Linked DNA regions of Homo sapiens: region 1 is linked to region 2. A link is a loop called in an ENCODE intact Hi-C map of the cell type or tissue named here. Cell type or tissue: Caco-2. All regions are shown on one strand. Each heading gives the region's core, and the rest is flanking DNA. Links, peaks and the distances in the headings are about the cores only. Region 1 overlaps LINC02506 (long intergenic non-protein coding RNA 2506). Region 2 overlaps LOC107986222 (a long non-coding RNA gene).

Evidence for each region. Peaks named below come from ENCODE experiments on the same cell type or tissue, not always from the same donor. Only the 100,000 strongest peaks of a DNase experiment are listed, where the experiment ranks them.
Region 1: it touches region 2 in a loop (4-fold over the local background); 2 of 110 quality-filtered maps call a loop at or near these places.

The regions. Positions count from the first base shown.
Region 1 is chr4:32,040,926-32,045,328 of GRCh38, forward strand. The region is part of intron 1 of LINC02506 (long intergenic non-protein coding RNA 2506); the gene reads left to right. Among named protein-coding and RNA genes, the nearest start is that of LINC02506, 46 kb to the left of the region's middle. In Caco-2, for the core only: no CTCF peak of the experiment used is centred there; no DNase peak of the experiment used is centred there.
Region 2 is chr4:31,983,196-31,987,598 of GRCh38, forward strand. It overlaps LOC107986222 (a long non-coding RNA gene), which reads right to left. Exons shown (of 4, transcript XR_001741502.2): 4 at 1,298-3,612. Among named protein-coding and RNA genes, the nearest start is that of LINC02506, 12 kb to the right of the region's middle. In Caco-2, for the core only: no CTCF peak of the experiment used is centred there; a DNase peak (open chromatin) is centred at 1,866.

The DNA of each region.
Region 1 (4,403 bases), core at 330-4,329, 58 kb after region 2:
AAAAGCTTGTTAATGAGGTATAAAGATGTTAGTTAGATAATAGAAAGTTACCACCCTTCTCCCTAAAGGAACAAAGAGAGGAGTTTCAAATAATCAAAATTTATAAATGTAGATGTGGCTTAATTATGGACTGAATTGTGACCTTCCAAAATTTATGGGTTGAATCCCAACACTCTATTGTAACTGTGTTTGGAGATACAACCTTTAAGGAGATAATTAAGATTAAATGAGGTCATAAGGGTGAGGCTTAAATTCAATAGGACTGTGTCCTTATAAGGAAAAAAAGAGACATAAAAAGTATATGCACACAGAGAAAAGACCATGTGAGGACACAGTAGAAGGTGGCCACCTGCAAGCCAGGAGGAGAGGACCCACCAGAAACCAACCCTGCCATAACCTTGATCTTGGATTCCAGCTTCCATAACTGTGAGCAAATACAAGTCAGTTAAGCCACTGAGTCTTTGATATTTTGTAATGGCCAACTGAGCTGAGGGATGCAGGCCCCATGGGGATGAAATCTAAACTTCAAAGGTGGAGGTCTTACTCATATGAATTCTGAGGAGTAGTTCCTTGGGCATGTGACACAATTTTTTAGGATGGATAAAAATCATGATAATATAAAAAACAGTTCAATATTTAGTAAAATCGTGTCAAAATTATTCCGTAAAATTGATTTTTTGAGGTTACGTTAGCTGTACTTCTGTTGAAAGCAGAAGTCTCTTCAAAAATTACATTCAACAATAATTTAATTTTAAAAATACATATTTTGTTTTATCCAAATAAGCTAAATTGATTGACATAAAAAGCTAGAAAATAAAATAATACAGAAAAAAACATAAAAACATGAACATTTATAAGATTATGTTTTATGTAGGGATACCTCGTATTCAAATATTGTTAATTCAAAGAATAACAATTAGATATGTATTTTTATTTTTGAAAATAATATTATTGCTTTCTATTTTATTTTATGATATCTAATATTTCTACACATATATGGGGCACATGTGATACATTGCTATATTGCTACATTCATAGAATGTGTAATAACTACATTTATGGTATCCATCACTTTAATTATTTAAAATCTTTACATATTGGGAGCATTTCAAGTCCTCACTTCTAGCTATTTTGGAATATCCAATATATTGTTGTTAACTATAGTCATCCTTTCCACTATAAAACATTAGAACTGATTCCTTTTATATAACTGTGTGTTTGTACCCATTAACTAACACTTCTTCATCCCTCTTCTCCCAATACACAGCCTTTCTAGCATCTTGTATCTATCATTCTACTCTCTACCTCCATGAGATCAAATTTTTAGCTCCCACATATGAGTCAGAACATGCAATATTTGTCTTTCTGTGCTTGGCTTAACATAAATTCCCCCACTTTTATACATGTTGCTGAAAATGACATGATTTCATTCTTTTTAGGACCAAATAGTATTCCACTGTGCATATACGCCCCATTTTCTTTATTCATTAGTCCACTGGGCATGTAAATAGGTTCTGTATCTTTGCTATGGTAAATAGTGCTGCAATAGATGGGGTGCAGGTTTCTTTTTAGTATACAGACATATATCTTCCTTTTTAAGACAAATTGTAATAAAATAGAGATGCAAATTAAATGGAACAGAAAGGAAAAAGTTGTAAAAAATTCAAGCAAAGGGTTTTGCTGGTAACAAATGCATCCAGCCTAAATAATAAAAAGACCAAATTGGAAGATTGAAAGGAAGCTGCCAGAGCACTGACTGCTCTCTGCTGGTGGAATTCTACCAGTGAATTGGTAAGCCACTAAAATAACACAAAGTCTGCAATAGAAGTCATACAAATAATGTTAAATATAATGCAAACAATTGTAAATTTTTGAATAGTTGTAAAAATATGGTTTTAAAATTATCACTGTAAAAAATTTACAATCACCAGCATCTACAGCAAATTACAGCCTACATTTGGGAGTCTCAGGAAAGCTTTATTCTATGTGTCCCAAGGTACAGAGCAAACAATTCAGAGAATTGTAAATCATCATGTTAACTGGAGTGAGCTAAAAAGAGTTTAAATATTTCACACAAAATCATTTACAAAAACAAGTTCAGATTACATTAGACAATCCTGCCTATAAAAGTTCTTTCCTAACCAAATATTTACTCTCAGGGTATGTCCTTGTCTTCCAGCCACTGGCACATCAACGGTTCTTCTCCTGATTCTCCCTCCCTCCTCTTTATTACTTTCTTCTCATCTCACATTCCCGTTGAGAAACAAAAGCAAATTTGCCAATTTTTCTCTTATGAAGCCTTTGCATGATCACTTTCATTACTTTGTTTCCTGCCTACATCCAAATCTCATATTAAGTAAATTATCACGAAATATTTTACAACAAAGAAATTTCCTTACTTAAATTATGATAGTAGGAAGTGGTATGCTGAAACCAGCTCACACAGATTTTGTGGCTGTCTTCCCAACTCTACATTCAGTAATGCCACTTTGGCAGCTTTAAAGTGGTGCCTGTATAGAGAGAAGGAGGGGTGGAGGGAACATTTAGATAATTGAAATGAGTAAATTGGGGCTTCTTCTCTTCCCTGGAGAGTCAATTGTTTTAACATTTCTCAGTGCAGCACTAGAATCAATTGTTTTAACATTTCTCAGTGCAGCACTAAAGCCATTTATTGTTAGGAAATATTAACGATGACAGTACTAGCTAACATTTGAAGTTTATTTGGACTGATATTGTAAACATTTTTATACCTTAAGCCAATTAGTACCAAAAATAATCGTATAGAGTAGGTAGTAGAATTTCCCATATTATGAGGTGATCATACTGAGGTCAGAGATGTTGGAGCTCATTCAAGGTAATCTTTCTAGTAAGTGCTAGTACAGCAGTATAAAAACTGCCTTGGCCAGGTGCGGTGGCTCACGCCTGTAATCCCAGCATTTTGGGAGGCCGAGGCAGACAGATCACGAGGTCAGGAGATCGAGACCATCCTGGCCAACACGGTGAAACCCCGTCTCTACTAAAAATACAAAAAATTAGCCAGGTGTGGTGGTGGGCGCCTGTAGTCCCAGCTGCTGGGGAGGCTGAGGCAGGAGAATGGCATGAAGCGGGTAGGTGGAGCTTGCAGTGAGCTGAGATCACGCCACTGCACTCCAGCCTGGGTGACAGAGCAAGACTCCGTCTCCAAACAAAAACAAAAACAAAACAAAACAAAACAAAAAACTGCCTCACCCAGATTCTGAACATGAGCTTAGAATATTAGAAAAATATTAGAAAGGAAAGTCTGGGAGTCGTGAGACCTGAGAATAGGTCCCTGTGTTCCATTTTTGCTCTTTGGCCTTGGGCAATTTGTTTTCTTCAGCCTGAAATGAAGTCTCCTCAACTAAAACTATAGATAAAAATAACTATCTTACAGGATTGTTTGATGAATATTTCAATGAAGTCACAAAGTTTTTCATTAATCTAAAACATATAATGCATTTGTAATATTTAGTTAATACTTAAATAAACAATTTCTTCATTTTCTTTTACTCATTATTCCTGGTTGTATCACTTGAGTTCTCCTTATATAAAAATATGTGTTGATTTTGGACACATGAGAAACAGAATTGTCTTATTTTTCAAATATTTTTCCTATTTGCAGTGGGCTTTAGCTCCTCAAACATATGACTACAGTTACCATGTTTTCCTAAATAGCCTCTTTTTAAAAAGAAAATGTGGTTCTTTTTAACTTTTATTTTAAGTTCAGGGGTACAAGTGCAAGTTTTTTACATAGGTAAACTTGTGTTATGGGGTTTGTTGTACAGATTATTTCATAACCCAGATATTAACCCTAGTAGCACCCATTAGTTATTTTCCTGATCCCTTCCTCCACGCTAGCTCCATCCGTGCAAAAAGGCCTGAGTGTGTGTTGTGCCCCTCTTCGTGTCTGTGTGTTCTCATCATTTATCTCCCACTTATGAGTGAGAACATGCGATATTTGGTTTTCTGTTCTTGTGTTAATTTTCTAAGGCTAATGGCCTCCAGCTCCATCCATGTCCCTGAAAAGGGCATGATCTCATTCTTTTTTAATTTTAATTTAATTTTAAGTTCCAGGGTGTGCAGGTTTGTTACATAAGTAAACATGTGCCATGGTGATTTGCTGTACCCCTCAACCCATCACCTAGGTATTAAGCCCAGCATGCATTAGCTATTTTTTCCTGATGCTCTCTCTCACCCCACCCCCCAATAAGCCCCAGTGTGTGTTGTTCCCCTCCCTGTATTTATATGTTCACATTGTTCAGCTCCTGCTTATAAGTGAGAATATGTGGTGTTTGGTTTTCTGTTCCTGTATTGGTTTGCTGAGGATTATGGCTTCCAGTTCCATCCATGTTCCTGCAAAGAACATGATCTTGTTCTTTTTTATG
Region 2 (4,403 bases), core at 138-4,137:
TATATAAATATTTATATATAAGCTTCTAAATATATTAACATTTATATATAAGCTTCTATATAAAAGCATATATAAGATGGATGTCTATATAGATATATTTATAAATATATATCTGTATATATGTATATAGATATAAAAGCACAGCTGAACAGGCAAAAAAAAATAGTTTAGATGCCATCTTGAAGTTACAGAAAGAATAGGGGATCAGAGTATAAGCAAAAACAGGTTATAGTGGTAAATCAGGTTATAGTGGTAAGACAGGTTATAAGAGAGAGAGAAGAGGAGTCCTGGCTAGCAAAGGTGATCTTGTTATGTAAAAGAAATCTCATAGGTAGCAGCCCTCAGAGAAGATAGATGGAAAATGTTTCTTTAGAGCTTTAAGGGGGTCAGACTCTCAGTTAATCTTCCCTAGACCTGGACAAGGAAAGACCTCAGAGAAAGCCGGCTTGCATCAATGCAAATTTTCTATAGATTCAAATCTCCCAGACAAAAGGCAGCTTTGCAGGGGTATTACTGTTTATGGTCTCTCTGAACAGTCATCTCAAAATATGCCAAAGAAGTAAATTTTGGGGTGAAATATTTTATTTCCTTTATGACTGAGTCACACCCAACTCTCATTTTGGCAGTCACCATTATTAAGAGTTGTTAAAACAGGTTTGAGTCAGCCTGATACACTGGGCTGCCTGGAAGTTCCTGAGCAACAACTCTATATGATATGGTGCAGGAAAAGCAGAAAGGGAGATGACAGACTGGGAGACAAAGCATTTGACTGTCACTGCCTTTGTTGATGAAGACAAGTGTGCTTGCCAAAGTGCTTTTACAAATGTGCTAAGGTGCTCCAGAGCAGCCAAACAAAACCTTCACAAGGTTAGGCAAGATAGAAAACCCTTCAACATAATGAGAATGAATCTCTTCTATCTGATGAAGCTCTATGTCCTCTCCTTAACTCTCACAGACCCCAGAGGAAAGTGTTCAAACAAATACAGACTTGAGCATCTAAATGTTATTTATTCCTGGTCTATATCTTTTTCTTCTCTTAATATCCCTTAAATTTAAAGTCATCATAGCCTGTAATTTAAAAGTATTTATTCTGATTGCTTATTTTCTGTAATTTATCTCCAATGAGATTGCAAGCTCTTCAAGGCTAAGAGATAGGACGTTGGGAAGACTCTTCAGAGGAGCATGGAATAAGAAAATATAATAATAAACTGACACTTTCTCTTTCAATCCTTGTAGGAAGAGAGATTTTGAGGAATAAAACGCTGAAGTTTCCTGAGGAAGCACTGTTGCCGTAGAACACCAAAAGCAAGTTTCAAGTACTGCATGCATCCTAAGCCAAATACTGACACATTAGTGCTTAGGAGCAGAGAAAGGTTTATACAATTTGGCCAAATCCTCAAGACAGGACAGGCAAAATATTTAATCTGACCTGCCTTTGAACATTACTGCCTTTGAACATTTATGAATACAGTAGGTATGTAGGAGGTGAGACCTCAATGATCAAAGCTGCTTACCTCCCTTGGCTGATCAAACTTCTGGACAACATCAAGGAGGTCTGCATGATATAAGGATTATTGTTCTTTGAATGAAAAAAAAGGTTCATTAATCTTATTGGCAGCCACCAGGAGTCAGGATATGAAGTTAATCAGTTATTAGTGAGTTGGTGACCACCTCTACTGAAATGACTTAAGTACAAGTTATCATACATGGAGAAAGAAAAAGACAAAGAAAGAGGAAGATAAGTAAAACAAACATCTTAGGATTTTTATCATATAGGCTCAGTTACAACATCCCCACTGTCACTGTTTCATGCCTCAGTACTGAAGAGTTGGGGTGTTGACTCATTCTAACTACTTCCTCCGAAAGGGGTGTTGCTATGGGGCCAAGGAAAGGAACTTAGTTACCAGCAGTTGGAAATACTCAAGAGTCCCAGGTTGTACAGAGGCAATTTGTTGCAACATCACTAAACAGGTTGTCGGGAGCCTCTGAGAGAGGCAATCTTGCAATATCATACATGTAATACAATAGCAATATAATCCACAACAACAAAATATTTCTATTCCTATACTCACAGCTAGAATTATTAATATTGTTTTCCACTAAGAGGGTTCTAATCTAAACCACAAAGATAACTATTGGTTTAGTGACATTGTGGGGTTGGACATAGCATTAAATTTTTGTGCATATCTTGAAGGGTCAGGGTGATGTTTCCTGAATTGTCTGGAATGTACACATAGCATTTGGTTTTGTTTATGGTACAAGTTCCCCCTTGTGCAGCATGAGAACTTCAAGGGCCATGAAATTCTGCAAGGCTGCTTTTCTCCTTGTGGTCATTTCAGAGTCACTAAAAAGATGTCTTTGAATTCATCCTTTAGCACTTGTTGGTTATAGTTTGTGAGGGTCTTGACATGCCAGATAATATTTTCTAAAGTAACTTGGGGATTAAAATTAGATAGGACATGGTCTTATCAGTGGAAAACTGGTCTGTTCCATTGGTACAACACATTAGAGAAATTTGCAGTTTGTCCAGTGGTTTTGGTCAAATGGTTCTGGACCAATGGGAAACCCAACATGCACCATTCTATCCATGCAATGGGCAGCCAGGGCCAACGATTAGTCCCACATAGCCAATGAGTTCCAATCAGTAGTGATTTCCAATCACCACTCAGTAGTGAGTTCCAATCATTAGTCCCACACAGCCTCTGTGTCCAATCAGTAGTGAACCAGTGGGTTTATTGAAGCACTGGAGTATCTTCACACCAGTGTGGAGGCATCCAGCCCACATTCTTAGTAATATTTGGCCAATAATCAAAAGAATAACTTTTGGTTTCCAGCATAAGAGAGCAATTTGATGTAAGTGGCTGGTAGTGGGGGTCATCCAAATATAATCATCCCAAATTTGATAAAAGCCTTCCTCAGTATAGCAGCTGTTAATAGACAAAATTATGAGTTCTACTGAGGGAAACTCCATCAGGAGAGAAATACCACACTCAGAATTTGTTGAATTCTCTGATGTATATACAAGGTTTTCTGTGACATGCATGGTGAAGGGTTACATTAATGCCAAGCCATCACCTTCCATTTCCTTTTGTTAGGATCCCAGGGGTCTGATTTTCTTGTGAATAGTTTTTCATAAAGGTTTGTAATCCATTATTACCTTGTAGGGGTGAGACCCACTAAGGTAATCCAGAAATGCTAGAGACTGGAACAGCCCCAAACCCAATAAGTTTCCTGTTTTCAGCTATCTGCATAATGCGCCCATGGTAGGAAATGATTAGTTTCAGCAAACAGCCTAACCCCATATATTACTGTGGGGATTAGCCAGAATCTCATGATTAAATGACAAAAGGTTTTACTTATCTGTGTAGATTTTCTTAAAAAGCAGCTTCAGGTTTTCAGTTGTTTCACAGGTTCATTCAGGTCCATTATGTGACAGACCAGTCTGAGGAGGGGCAATTTTTATCCATGTAGAATGTATCCATGGTTTAACTCTGGCCAACTTTACACATGAATGAGTAGTCAGAAGGACCTCATAGGGTCTTAACCATTGAGGGGCTAGTTGATGATCTGGTCCAGTTCCCTCCTTGTCTTAAATAGGACTTGGTCTTCATCCTGGAAGGGATTAAGTGGATGCCCATGGGAAAGGCTAACCTGATAGAAGCAAACTCATGAACAAAGGTTGGTATTTCATTAAATAATTTTAAATAAAGAATAATGCCTCCTTCTTTTTCTAAGATTTAATCTCCTGATTGTAACCCAAGAATGGCCAGGAAGGGTCTCCCATACATAATTTCAAAAGGGCTCCACTGGAGCCTGCTTTAGGGAGCAAGTCAAATTCTCAAAAGGGCAGAGGGCAATACTTTGTCTCAACGTAGATTAGTTTCCTGACTAATTTTAGCAATTTTTCTTTTTATAGTATGATTAATTTTTTTCAGACTTTCCTGTGGATTATGATTACTACATTGCTTGAAGTTTCCATTCAATGTCTAAGATTTGAGACACTCACTGTACTACCGGAGAGATGAATGCCACTCCATTGTCTCACACTGAATTGTCAAAGGGAGACCATAACTGGAAATTATTTCTTTGGGGTACGTGCAGGCTCCTTTGGAGGCCCTCTCTGTTTGGTTAGGTTACACCTCCACCCATCCCATAAATGTGTCTACAAAAAAACAAAAAATGTGTAGCCTCTGGTCACTTGCAGCATTGTGGTGAAATCTACTTGGCAATCTTTGCATGGAGAGTTTGCTCAATGTTGTAACCTCTGAAGAGGGTGTGGGGATCAAATTGTAGGGTGGTTTTGAGCACTAAGCCTGCATTGATGGATCGCATTTTAAATGACCCATTGCATATTGGGACCAAATACTCATGTAGTCACTGAAGGGTTGCACCTTTTCCCTAAT